Regions from separate parts of the Homo sapiens genome. Here region 1 is linked to region 2. A link is a contact called in ENCODE Hi-C or POLR2A ChIA-PET data. All regions are on one chromosome and are shown on one strand. The core of a region is the stretch at or near the end of the contact, and the rest is flanking DNA. Distances in the headings are between cores, read along the strand shown.

Evidence for each region. Hi-C counts contacts between places; a loop is a spot of excess contacts on that map. ChIA-PET counts read pairs that join two places held with the same protein, here RNA polymerase II (POLR2A). Pooled maps may share reads with other maps.
Region 1: a pooled map of right cardiac atrium shows a loop between it and region 2 (6-fold over the local background). The contact joins two enhancer-like sites. A Hi-C loop is called at or near these places in 3 of 50 pooled maps. POLR2A ChIA-PET finds 5 or more read pairs at or near these places in 2 of 52 experiments (BJ and IMR-90).

What each region holds. Positions count from the first base shown.
Region 1 is chr2:40,280,826-40,287,322 of GRCh38, reverse strand. The region is part of intron 2 of SLC8A1 (solute carrier family 8 member A1); the gene reads left to right. Among named protein-coding and RNA genes, the nearest start is that of SLC8A1, 170 kb to the left of the region's middle. Within about 2 kb of position 4,667, at least 11 of the 41 ENCODE cell types and tissues checked have a DNase peak (open chromatin) inside an H3K27ac peak, as active enhancers do.
Region 2 is chr2:40,215,808-40,222,313 of GRCh38, reverse strand. The region is part of intron 2 of SLC8A1 (solute carrier family 8 member A1); the gene reads left to right. The region is part of intron 3 of SLC8A1-AS1 (SLC8A1 antisense RNA 1); the gene reads right to left. Among named protein-coding and RNA genes, the nearest start is that of SLC8A1, 230 kb to the left of the region's middle. Within about 2 kb of position 1,958, at least 4 of the 41 ENCODE cell types and tissues checked have a DNase peak (open chromatin) inside an H3K27ac peak, as active enhancers do.

The sequences.
Region 1 (6,497 bases), core at 3,418-5,917, 62 kb before region 2:
GTTGATTCACTGACATCTCAACCAGCCACTGAATTCTACACCTAAACTTGCTTGTATTGTTCTCTAATTATTATATTTGTGTTTGTCTTTTCTACTAATTTAGACATCAAATGCTGAATATTATACTTTTGTCTCAAGGTGGTAAATATTTACTGACAGACTGGTAACATGATGAGTCTTACATATTTTTTTAGTGTTCTCTGCCAGACAGACAAGCTGAGTGTAACATTGCTTACTGAGTTCCAAATTGTTTTAAATTCCTTTCATGGGAGGTAGGTGACCTGTTACTCCTGTGAAAGAGGGTGGATATTACTTGAGAACCCTCAAAGTCATTCTTAAAGCCTAACTCCATGTCTCAAATTGCACTCAGATGGCCCAAAGGCCTGATTCCAGCCTGTCGTGGTTGCATCATCTTTCACTTGAACGTGCAAGGACGAATACAGGTGCAGAGCTGGTTCAATCATAACTTTGATCAGACCAATCAAGCACATGTGATGTATAAGACAACATGATCCATAGAGCACTGGTATTATCAATTGCTCCATGTGTCACACAGTAGGTCCCTGGTTGTTTGGTTGCAGCTGAAAATTACTTTCAGAATGGTTGTGAAGAGTGTGTGTGAATATAGCTGTCCATCAGCTCCGGACCATGGAGAAAGTCATCAGTGGAACAGAAACACCAGTGTAAGGGGTTTGCTTTGTTTCTTAAGCTGGCCTTTAGTCCAGTTGCCTTAGAACTTAAACTTCCTATCTTACAGACCAGTCGTTAAGGTGAAGCCAAGTCTTTTCTCTTTGTCCATCAAAGGCTGATCCACGGAGTTCACTGGTCACAAAACTGTCTTCTACAATCAGGGATTGCATTTTAAATAAAATTCATGTAGTAGTCTTAACATAAGCATGTCTCAAGCATGGTTACCTCTCAAAATAAATGGTCTTAAGGCAATGGCAACCTAGAGGAGGTGCCCTCTGTCTTTCATATCCTGGTCTGATTTGTTGTATAGATGACAGTATGGAAGCTTGAATAAGGAACAGCTGAACAGAAGATGCCTTCCTGTGAACCTGGGGTTATCCCTATAGTGAAGCCTCTTCTCTTGAAGATAAAATGGAGTAAAAATAGTTTGAATGAAAGAGTCCACCTCTGGAAGCTGCAGCAGGCACCAGAGTAGGGAATTATATTCATTGACTGGACAGACATCTATTAGCTACTACTGTCTGTCGTGTACTAGACACTATTCTAGGCACTGGGTACTGAGCAGTAACTAGCACAGAGAACCAGCCCAGAGTTCTGAACTCTGGCTCCTAGGGAGCACTTGCCCTGGTCCTAACATTTTCCTCTTAAGAGTTTTCTGCCATACTACTTGCATTTCAAACATCATTTTGGCAGTTATTCTCTAATCAGAAGATCATATAAGGAACTTCAGGCAAAATACTCTGTTATTAAACAACATGAAAGAAAGAAATGGCAAGCACAAAGTTCTATCTATAATATATATTTTTTATGCACAGGGACCAGTGTGATTTTCATTTCTATCTCAGTTAACTAATTATTTTGTTGTTAAAAACCACATTATGAATGACTAGTGAAGAGAAATGAACAAAACCAAAAGCACTGCAAGTTTCCCTACCTTATATGAGCAAAATACCTTGTTTCACCAAGAGAGTAATTAACTTGGCACACAAGGCTTAGCAGAAAAGCCAAATTATCTCATGTGTAAACACTGCTATCTTCTTCTTGTCTGTCTGTGGTAATGGGCCACTCTACCATTGTTATAGACTTGGATGAATCACACTCAGCATTTGTGGGGTGACATAGATAAAGCTTAATATTTAGACCAATTGTTGCTATACTATGGGAGAAAGAGAGAGAGAATGTGAAAGAACCAGACAAACAACAAAAAAAGAAAACACTAGAAATTGGCTGCCTAAATCAGCCCCATAGTTTATGATGCTCTTGTCTTTTACACAGTGTTTACTACTGAAAGCATGGGTCTGTCCTTACAAAGAACCCTTATCTTATAGTCTTGAAAGGGTTAAAGAGAACGTCTGTCAGATGTATATTGTAGTGATCAAAAAATAAAGGCTTTGGAATCAGCCCTAGGTTAAAAATCCCACTTTGTCTGTCTCTAACTGCGATCTTCTCAGGTTTCTATTTCCTCATCTGTAAAATGAGGACAATAATACCCAATTCACAGAGTTGCTACCAGAAGCTTAATAAATGTCTCTTGAAGGAAGCAATGCTGCCATCTCTCTGTTCCTGGAGTCCAGCTGACCATTTTTCAAAGATGATTGTGTGAGAGGCTGTATTCTATGACTTATAAGGCTTATAATCATGTTATTGACTCTGACATTCTCTGGTTATAAAACTAGAGTATCAAAATGCATGAGAGTGCCTGCTCAGATAACCATCAGATGAATATGAAGCTTGCTCATCCCTGGGAGTGCAGAAATCAGCTCCTTTTACCTCTTGAAGAAGTGGATACAGCATCCTCTACTGCTCAATTGCATAAACCAGCACTTGTCCTTGGTGAGCCGTTGTTTGCACGGATGACATTTCTAAGACAAACTTCATGGGAAAAGAGATTAGAGTGGCAGACTACACTTAGGAATTTAGAATAAGACCAAGCAACAAAAAATGAGAAATTGTGTGTGTGTATATATATATTTATATTTATATTTATATATGTTTTTCCCCAAAAGCTTTCAATTTAATTTATATATATAATGTAATAACAAAATATCTATATATAGATATATAACAATATATATAACAACATATATATAAATAGAGATGTTATAGATATTGTTGTCTATATATATTGTTGGCTAGATATGTATGTATACATACATATCTATAGATATATATCTATAGATATACATTTATATATAGATATATAGATATATAGATCTCTCTATATAAATATATGTGTATGTATATATCATATATCATACATAAATATATGTATATATCTATATATATTTATATAGAGAGATCTATATATATGTCAATATCTATAACATTTCTCTAAATATATAGCGAGATCAGAGATGTCTCTATATATTTATATATAGAGAGAAATATGTTATAGATATTGGCATATAGATATAAACAACTTATAGAGATATATTGGTATAGATAGCTATATCTATAGATACAGATATCTAGAGAGAGAGAAAGCACACTTTTGGAGAAAATGGAAACAATGTAATTCGTGTGCAAGACTTTATACAGATAAGAAATAGGTTTTTTAAATTAACCTCCTTAGGGTCTGAGCTATATTTGCAGAGTCATTCCATAATACGGCCAAGCCCACTGCTTCTCCTAAACCACTAGAACTACATTAACAATTACAAGCCTAGTTTTTCTGGACTCTGCCAAAATACAGCTTTGCTTTTCAGAAAAATAAAAGGTGGGGGGTAGTAGATATGCCAGACCACTGACTGTTCCAGTTTTTATTTTTCTTCTGCCTGATCACAATTCTCTATTCTCCAGCCTTTCTTGTCAATGAAAGTCTAACCGTGTTCTATCTTCGGCGTCTATTGTTAGGAACGCTGTCAAGGATATAGTGGGCATTCAGATTCTTCTAGAGAATGAGTTGTTTTGCTTTTGGCAGAAAGGACAGCTGCAGTGAGCTGAGATAAAGAGCATGGAGCTCTGACTTTGATGCGTTTCAAGCACTGGGTGCAAGAAAAAATTAAGCAATGTTCATTTTTCCTCTTTGTGCTTTGCCTTTGTTTTTGTTTTCTTTCGTAATTTTGGAAAGGGTTGTCACAAAAACAGTGCTGGGTATGTGAAAATCTTCTCAGTGCTATTGGCAGCTGATGACTCTTGTGTAGGTGTCTTTGAGAGGGAGGATCTAACAAACACCTTTAAAGTGATCCCTGATGAACCATCTGGGTCTTAATACTCTCCAAATAACTGTTCGTTATTCTCTTTTATAAGCCATTGTCTGTCAAAGATCCAGATGTTTTACCATTTGTTGAACTTGTTTTTCAGGTTTATCAAATAATCAGAGATAATAATAGCATCAGGCTCTTACTATGACACCAGCATAGCTGGAAGAGAAGTCATGAAATCATTGGAAACACTAGCCTTACTGTATCTTCACTTTCACATCCTCTACCTCTCATTAGAGAACAAAAAGGAAAACATTTAATGTTTTTGGATTTTATTTTATTTTAACAGAGTGGACTAGTTGTTCTCTTATCCTGTTACAACCTCAATAGCTTCTAAATCGTCTTGGAATCTAGTAGAATAGTTAATTAAGTAAAATTTGTGGCTTGATAAAGAATAAATGCTTTTTTGAGAATAAGTTGTGGTGAACTAATAAAAATCATGTCTTTTCAGGAAGAACCTTTAATAAGTCAGGATCATTTGGGCATTAGCACAGGCCATCACTATACAGACGAATAAATGATAAGGCTAACCCCAGGGTCTTCAAGATTCACTGGGAGTCCGGGGTATGGGATGGGAAGAATGTCTGCATCTGATTGGGTTTATAGTGGTTCAGAGTTCAACTTCTCCTTGCAGCCAGCATTTGGATACTTTTAATAGCTGTTCTCTGTTACTGGGCAGGACTGGACACAGAGAAAATGATGACACTCTTTAAAATTCCTGGCAATTATTTCCTGCAAGAATGAGATTCCTCCCCGGCCCCAAAAGCTACGTCATGTTTTTATTTCGGTACTAAACGGAGCAAAGGAGCGTGCAAAAATGAAACTGATGCATCTCACTTAGCATTGCAGTTAACGGAAAGGAAATCTCTTGAGAGCAAGGTCTATTTTTTATTTTTAATCTTGGGTAATAATAAAGTTGGCAGTCTGTATATGCCTGAGTGCGTAAACAAATGTACATAGGCAAACTTTCAAACTAGACATCCTTTGTATCAGTAAGATGGATGCTCAATGTCTTGGGTAATACAGAGATACAGAAGAGACAGTCTTTACCCTTGCTGAGTGTGAAAAGATCCTTCGTTTAGTAACTGTAACAACCATTCTTTTTATTGTGTTTTGTGTCTGGGGTGAGCAAGCTGAATTCTGGATTTTATTCCAGATCAGAAATTACTCCTTATTACTAATCCAGTCTTAAGGATTTACAGAATGTTTTTCTTTCAGATTTAGTTAAATTTCCCAGCATGCCTCTGAATGAGGTAAGAAACATACATGTCCTAGAAGAAAAAAAAAGTCAGAAAAAGTGGCATTTTACTGTATTTCATTATTTTGTTATTAGAAGGAGAGGACACAATTTGATACACCAGCATCAGTCATTAAAGGTACGCTCTTGTGTGGGGGAGCTGTGCTGAAGGGATAGAAGCCAGTAGCTAATCCACTGTTATACTTTTCTAGAAGAATAAACAGACTCCTGTGAACTACCAACTTTGAGTATTAGATTAGGATAAATCCAGGAGGGCTTTATTCCACCCAAAATTCAAGTGAAGACAGAGTCTTCAAAAAGCCCCAGGATGAAGAATCACTTCCTGAGAATCAGGGAACATTTACCTTTATTAACCATCATTAGCTGATTCCGGCTTACAGAAATTCCCCTGAGAATGGGTGTTGAAGTAATCACTGCTCTCTGCTCTACTTCCTTAAAAAGAAATCAGTTTTAAATGATGGGTCTTCACTCTTTCCAGACATTCCCAGCTCCACAGACTTAACAGCTTTTCTTTGTAAGTTGCCTGAAGGGAGCAGGGCTTGAAATCAAACTCATTCTCCATTAGACTTGCCAAGGCCCCAGGCAGTGCTGGGGAAAGGTAGCTCCCTTTGCAGCATAACTTTCACGAGTGCAAGTTGGGACTCAAGTCCTGAGACAGCTCACAAGCCCTGGCTGATTTAACTTGCCACTTTGTAGCTATTCTTGGCACATAGCCTGCATAGAGTTGGCCTATGAGACTTTTCTCTGTTTATAGCACCTTTCAACTCAGGCACTGAGAATGCTGACCAACAGTGTTGCTTTTTTTGTTCTTATTGCCCTTTCCAGAAACTATGTAAAATGGAAAACAGTTCCCATTTCTCTCATTCCAGCTGTGCCATCTGAGAGCACATTTCTCAGAGCACCCCCCCAACCCTTTTTTTTTAAATACATGACCACAAAAATGTCTCAGGAATGAAATTCTTTGAAAAGCTAAGACTTTCTTCTGCCCCATCCCTGGTAAACTCCGTTTGTTAATAAGTGCTACCATGGGTGCTTTGGTGAAGTATGTTTCACAGGTGACTCTTGTGAAATCTTACTGTCATTCATTGGCTCATTCCATCAAAACTAAGCAGGCAAGTTATAAGTGCAAGACAAATGGGAGGTACAAAGATGTATCAGCCTGCTTCTAGTAGGCTACAGTCCACCAGGAAAGATAAGCAATAAAAATTCATTCTATTCATGCTAACAGAAGTACAGACAACGTGCTGAGTTACTGTATAAAGAGATTGATTAATTCTATTTGAGAGAACTGAAGTCATGTTTTACCCACCTCTGCTTTTGCACAAAACATTCTTCCTGCCTAGAGC
Region 2 (6,506 bases), core at 709-3,208:
CAGTTTTCCCAACACCATTTATTAAGTAGGGAGTCGTTTCCCCATTGCTTGTTTTGGTCAGGTTTGTCAAAGATCAGATGGTTGTAGATATGTGGTATTATTTCTGAGGCCTCTGTTCTGTTCCACTGGTATATATATATATATCTAATTTGGTACCAGTACCATGCTGTTTTTGTTACTGTAGCCTTGTACTATAGTTTGAAATCAGGTAGTGTGATGCCTCCAGCTTTGTTCTTTCTGCTTAGGATTGTCTTGGCTACACAGGCTCTTTTTTAGTTCCATATGAAATTTACAGTAGCTTTTTCTAATTCTGTGATGAAAGTCAATGGTAGCTTGATGGGGATAGCATTGAATCTATAAATTACTTTGGGCAGTATGGCCATTTAAATGATATTGATTCTTCCTATCCATGAGCATGGAATGCTTTTCCATTTGTTTGTGTCCTCTCTTATTTCCTTGAGCAGTGGAGTTCTCCTTGAAGAGGTCCTTCACATCCCTTGTAAGCTGTATTTCTAGGTATTTTATTCTCTTTGTAGCAATTGTGAATGGGAGTTCACTCATGATTTGGCTCTCTGATTGTCTATTATTGCTGTATAGGAAGACTTGTGATTTTTGCACATTGATTTTGTATCCAGAGACTTTGCTGAAGTTGCTTATCAGCTTAAGGAGATGAAACGTTGGGGTTTTCTAAATATACAATCATGTCATCTGCAAACAGAGACAAATTGACTTCCTCTCTTCCTATTCAAATACCCTTTATTTCTTTCTCTTGCCTGACTGCCCTGGCCAGAACTTCCAATACTATGTTGAATAGGAGTGGTGAGAGAGGGCATCCTTGTCTTGTGCCAGTTTTCAAAGGGAATGCTTCCAGGTTTTGCCCATTCAGTATGATAGTGGCTGTGGGTTTGTCATAGATAGCTCTTATTATTTTGAAATACGTTCTATCAATACCTAGTTTATTGAGAGGTTTTAGCATGAAGGGGTGTTGAATTTTACTGAAGGCCTTTTCTGCATCTATTGAGATAATCATGTGGTTTTTGCCATTGGTTCTGTTTATGTGTTGTATTATGTTTATTGATTTGCATATGTTGAACCACCCTTGCATCCCAGGGATGAAGCTCACTTGATCATGGTGGATAAGGTTTTTGATGTGCTGCTGGATTCAGGTTGCCAGTATTTTATTGAGGATTTTCACATCGATGTTCATCAGGGATATTGGCCTGAAATTTTCTTTTTTGTTGTTGTTGTGTCTCTGCCAGGTTTTGGTATCAGGATGATGCTGGCCTCATAAAATGAGTTAGGGAGAAGTCCCTCTTTTTCTGTTGTTTGGAAGAGTTTCAGAAGTGATGGTACCAGCTCCTCTTTGTACCTCTGGCAGAATTTGGCTATGAATCTGTCTGGTCCTGAGCTTTTTTTTGGTTGATAGGACTTTTTTTTTGAAGAAAAAAAAATTCAACTATTAAGAAGTGGGCTTTTACTAAGCTCTTTCTCTTCCTCATCTAGTCTGAATCTGTTACAATCTTGCATCATTCTGTAAGCATCAAGCAGCCTGTCAGGAAAAGGATGAACAAAAAAGAACTAGAAAGAGCGAGACAAATAGAGAGAGCTCCAAGCCAAGAAGACTTTTCACCACCCCCACATCCATGCCCTAAAATAGACATAAAACTGCACATTCTTATAATTCATTGACCAGGTTAGGAGTTAGCAGAAATTAATAGCTGAGTGCTTTTTTCTTAATGGAACGACTGCTTTGTCAGGAAAATAAAACAGAAAAACTGCAAAATTCAACTAGTCTCCAGATCAGCTAGCCAGCAAGTGGCAAACAAAGTGCACAGAGATCTGTGCCCAAAGGCCGCTCAATTTAGGACCTTCCCAACAAGCACCCAAATGGCGATGATGGCTAAGCATTGAGCTTAAACATGACTCACTAATGACCTCCTTTAAAAATAGTGCTGTTCTTCCCTTGCACAAGAGGTGAAAGAGCCAAGTCAGAGATGTCTCAGCTGTCAGAGTTGGCACTCCCATGGAAGCCCAGATAGCTGTAATTTATTTTTTCTCTTTTTTCTTCTTCTCTCCACTGTTTTCCTCCTGCTTCTTCCTCTCTTGTCTTTCTCCTTTTCCTTTGTCTCTTTCTCTTTCTTCTTTTTCCTCAAAAAAAAAAAAAAGCCTATTTTGTTTCAGCAACAATTATTCTCCTTTTCATGCCCATTGCTAGCCAGTTGAAAGGTCACAGGTTCAAAGATATAACAAGAGCCAAGAAACTTTGGGCTCATTGGCCTGAGATAAAAAATTATACATAAGAAATAGAGATGTATCAATCTCAGATAAGAAAAAAATCTTATTTATTTGGCACAATTTTAGTCAAATTTTGCCCTAACCAAATTTTGACAGAAAGATGTATTGATTTTCTAAAAAAAAAAAAAAAAAAAAAAAAAAAATCCTATAGTAGGGAGGCTCTGTTGGAGCTAAATCACATTTTTCAAGCAATCTCATGCATAGCAAACAAAGCACATCTCTCTCATCAACTAGGTTTTGCTAATTAAGATACTGATTTGATTCTTTTCTATTTCTCAAACTTAAAAATCATTATTGCTATAAACTGAAGTATTTTAAAACACCTTTGCTTGTTTGATTGGCTAACAACTTATTAGAATAAAAGTCTGAAGAGAAGAAAAAAACTTATAATTGTAATGCCTGAGGCCTCTTAAAAAATGTTTGTAAGTTTTCTTATATACCAGATAGTATCGCTGAAGGAAACTACATGGGTATATTTCAACTTCATTTCTATTTCTCTTGCCCTGAAATTCTCTGCAACATTGAGTTGGGCACAAAATATCTAATGTCTTCAATGAGCTCTTAAAGGTTGATGAGAAATTGAAGAAAATCTTGACAATATTTTGAACTGTTTTGAAAGAACTCCCTGCAATTCTGTCCATAGCAAACTTTGCCATGTGCTGACAGTAGGGATGAGGCAATTGCCACAATTACTCCTTGTAACCTCAGCCAGTTTCTGAATTTTAATTCCATGTAAAAAGCCTCCAAGGTCAAACAAGAGCTGTGCTTCTCCACTTTTCCTTTTTCCTTGTTCTCAATGGTTTCTCCTCTATGAACACACACCTCTAAAGATTAATCTCCATGACCCAACTCCGCTCCAGCATCCCAATTGAAAGGGGCACAAAACTTGGGTTCCCCAAGATTAGGAGAATCCTACATGTAGTCTTCCCTGCTTAACTTCTCCAACAAAGATCTTTATGATTATGGAGATTATATCAGACCAAGAAATAGGATTTGACTTTGAGTGTTACAGAGGGAAAGCCCAGTTTCCTGTGAAGCACTAGCTAATATTGCTTTCTAAGTCAAAACTTTAGTGTAAGTTAAAAAAAGCACTCAGGGGTAACTCCCTGCCACAAACGTTGGGCACACAGCCAGGGCACTGTGCTATTAGCCTCGGGGTGAGCCCAGATTCCCAGAACATGCAAGTCAGCATTTTTCATCCAACGATAGAGGTGTCCTGCTGAAATCTAAAATAGAAGAAACAGGTCTACCAATCTCTGCAAGCAAGGATGTTAATTAGTTTTTTTTTTTTCCCCCAGAAGAATGTTTTCATCTTTCATAAAGCATTATGGTCACTAGATAAATGTAATCATTTATAATCATAAAGTACATAAGCTAAGGTCTATATGCCTCCTTTTTTTTCCCTTTGCTTTATATACAGAAAATTCCATATACGATAATATTAGGTTGGTGCAAAATTAATTGCAGATTTTGCCATTAAAAATGGGCCATATTAAAAGTAATGGCAAAATAGTAAAAGTAGCGGCAAAATGTTAAAAAGTAATTGTAAAAACCACAATTAATTTTGTACCAATCAAATATGTAATGGTAATTTTAACCTACTTGGTCATATCAAATTTTTTGTTATTTAGAAACAGTCTTTCTAGCTGCCTAGTTTTATTCAAAAATTCTGTGCCTAATTTATTGCCACTCCCTTCTTCACAATACAGTAATTACATGCAATTTGTAATGAGTTTATCAAAGGAAAGCACAGCTAGCAACAGGAAATGGGACATTTTTATGTAAGCCTAGCAGTTCAGGTGCCCTTAATAGGTAGCAGGAAGAATAAATACTGATAAAGTGTAACTTAGATCTAATTCATTCTTAGCTGAAACTTTCATTAATAACAATGCCAGTCTTACAGTTAGATTTACAAACTAACTGTAAGAAGTTGAAATATAACCTCCCATAGTACTCTGAAGGCTGTGTCTCTTTACTACCCCACTGAGACAAATTAATTGTTCCCTTTCTCTTAATATTGGTCCTGTAGGCCTGGATGCAAATGCATGCCTTCACACAATCTGTTTACCACAGCTATTTTATCTCAGAATACAGAAATGTCTGCTGCCAGATCAAATCTAAGAGAAGTATATGGTTACTTAACAATATTTTTCACTTTCTAACCCTAGTTCTGTTGCCATGCAGGTATGATTTAGATTGACTTATCAATTAAGTTATGTAACTGCTTGAAATTAACATTATGTGTGTCAATGTTGTGATTACAATCTTCAAACTACTGGTTTCACAGACTGACAGATGGGATAATTTTAGCAAAGCCTCACCTTCTTATTCTATTGAATATGGTTCCTACTCATTGTCTAGGGTAGAGGTTGACATTACAGTTCACTCTAAAGTAGGAATCCTCTGAGCTCACAAGAACACCAAAAGCAGCATTAGGAAGCCTCCCAAAAGATGACATCTATTGTGTTGCCTACACAACAACAACAGAAAGAAAACCTTGAGTGTAGAGAAGAGAAGCATCCAAGAAACTATACAGGACAAAGGAAAAGCCTAATAAAAACTGAAGCCCAAAGGAAAGATTCAGGTCAAGAAATAACATGCACCTGACTTCAAATTATACTACAAGCCTACAGTAATCAAAACAGCATGGTACTGGTACCAAAACAGATATATAAACCAATGGAACAAAACAGAGACCTCAGAAATAACACCACACATCTACAACCATCAGATCTTTGACAAACCTGACAGAAACAAGCAATGGGGAAATGATATCCTATTCAATAAATGGTGGTAGAAAAACTGGTTAGCCATATGCAGAAAACTGAAACTGGACCACTTCCTTACACCTTATACAAAAATCAACTCAAGATGGATTCAAGACTTTAATGTAAAACCCCAAACCATAAAAACCCTAAAAGAAAACCTAGGCAATATCTAGGCATGGGCAAAGACTTCATGACGAAAACACCAAAAGCAATGGCAACAAAAGTCAAAATTGAGAAATGGGATCCAATTAAACTAAAAAGCTTCGGCATAGCAAAAGAAACTATCCTCAGAGTGAACAGGCAACCTACAGAATGGGAGAAAATTTTTGCGATCCATCCATCTGACAAAGATCTAATATCCAGAATCTACAAAGATTGTAAACAAATTTACAAGAAAAAAATAACCCCATCAAAAAGTGGGCGAAGGATCTGAACAGACACTTCCTAAAGAAGACATTCATGCAGCCAACAAAAATATGAAAAGAAGCCCAACATCACTGGTCATTAGAGAAATGCAAATCAAAACCACAGTGAGATTCCATCTCATGCCATTCAGAGTGGCAATTATTAAAAAGTCAAGAAACAATAGAGACTGGCGACACAATGGAGAAATAGGAATGCATTTACACTGTTGATGGGAATTTAAATTAGTTCAGCCATTGTGGAAGACAGTGTGGCGATTCCTCAAGGATCTAGAATCAGAAATACCATTTGATCAAGCAATCCCATTACAGGGTATACACTCAAAGGAATATAAATCATTCTACTATAAAGACACATGCACATGTATGTTTATTGAAGTACTATTTCCAATAGCAGTCATGGAGCCAATACAAATGCCCATCAATGATAGACTAGATAAAGAAAATGTGGTACATATACACCATGGAATACTCTGCAACCATGAAAAGAATGAGATCATGTCCTTTGCAAGGACATGGATGAAGCTGGAAGCCATCATCTTCAGCAAACTAACTCAGGAACAGAAAACCAAACACCACATGTTCTCACTCATAAGGGGGAGTTGAACATTGAGAACACATGGACACAGGGAGGGGGAACACCACACACCAGGGCCTGTCGGTGGGTGGGTGTTGAGGGGAGGAAACTTAGAGGATGGGTCAACAGGTGCAGCAAACCACCATGGCACACGTATACCTATGTAACAAACTTGCACGTTCTGCACATGTATCCCAGAGTTTAAAGTAAAATTTTTAAAAAATTGTAAAAAAAAAAAAGCATACACTGGGAAGGCTTATATGTCAACCCATGATCACCCATTGGCAATTAATTCTGGGTATTTTGTCAGATATGACACCAGTGCAGAGGAGTTTGGTAGGATTATGAAAAAACAAATCTCCACTGGTTTTGGAGCTGAGAACTATGGAATGATTGGAATAGATTTTCAGGTAGATGGCTTTAGCAATTATAAGGTAATAATAA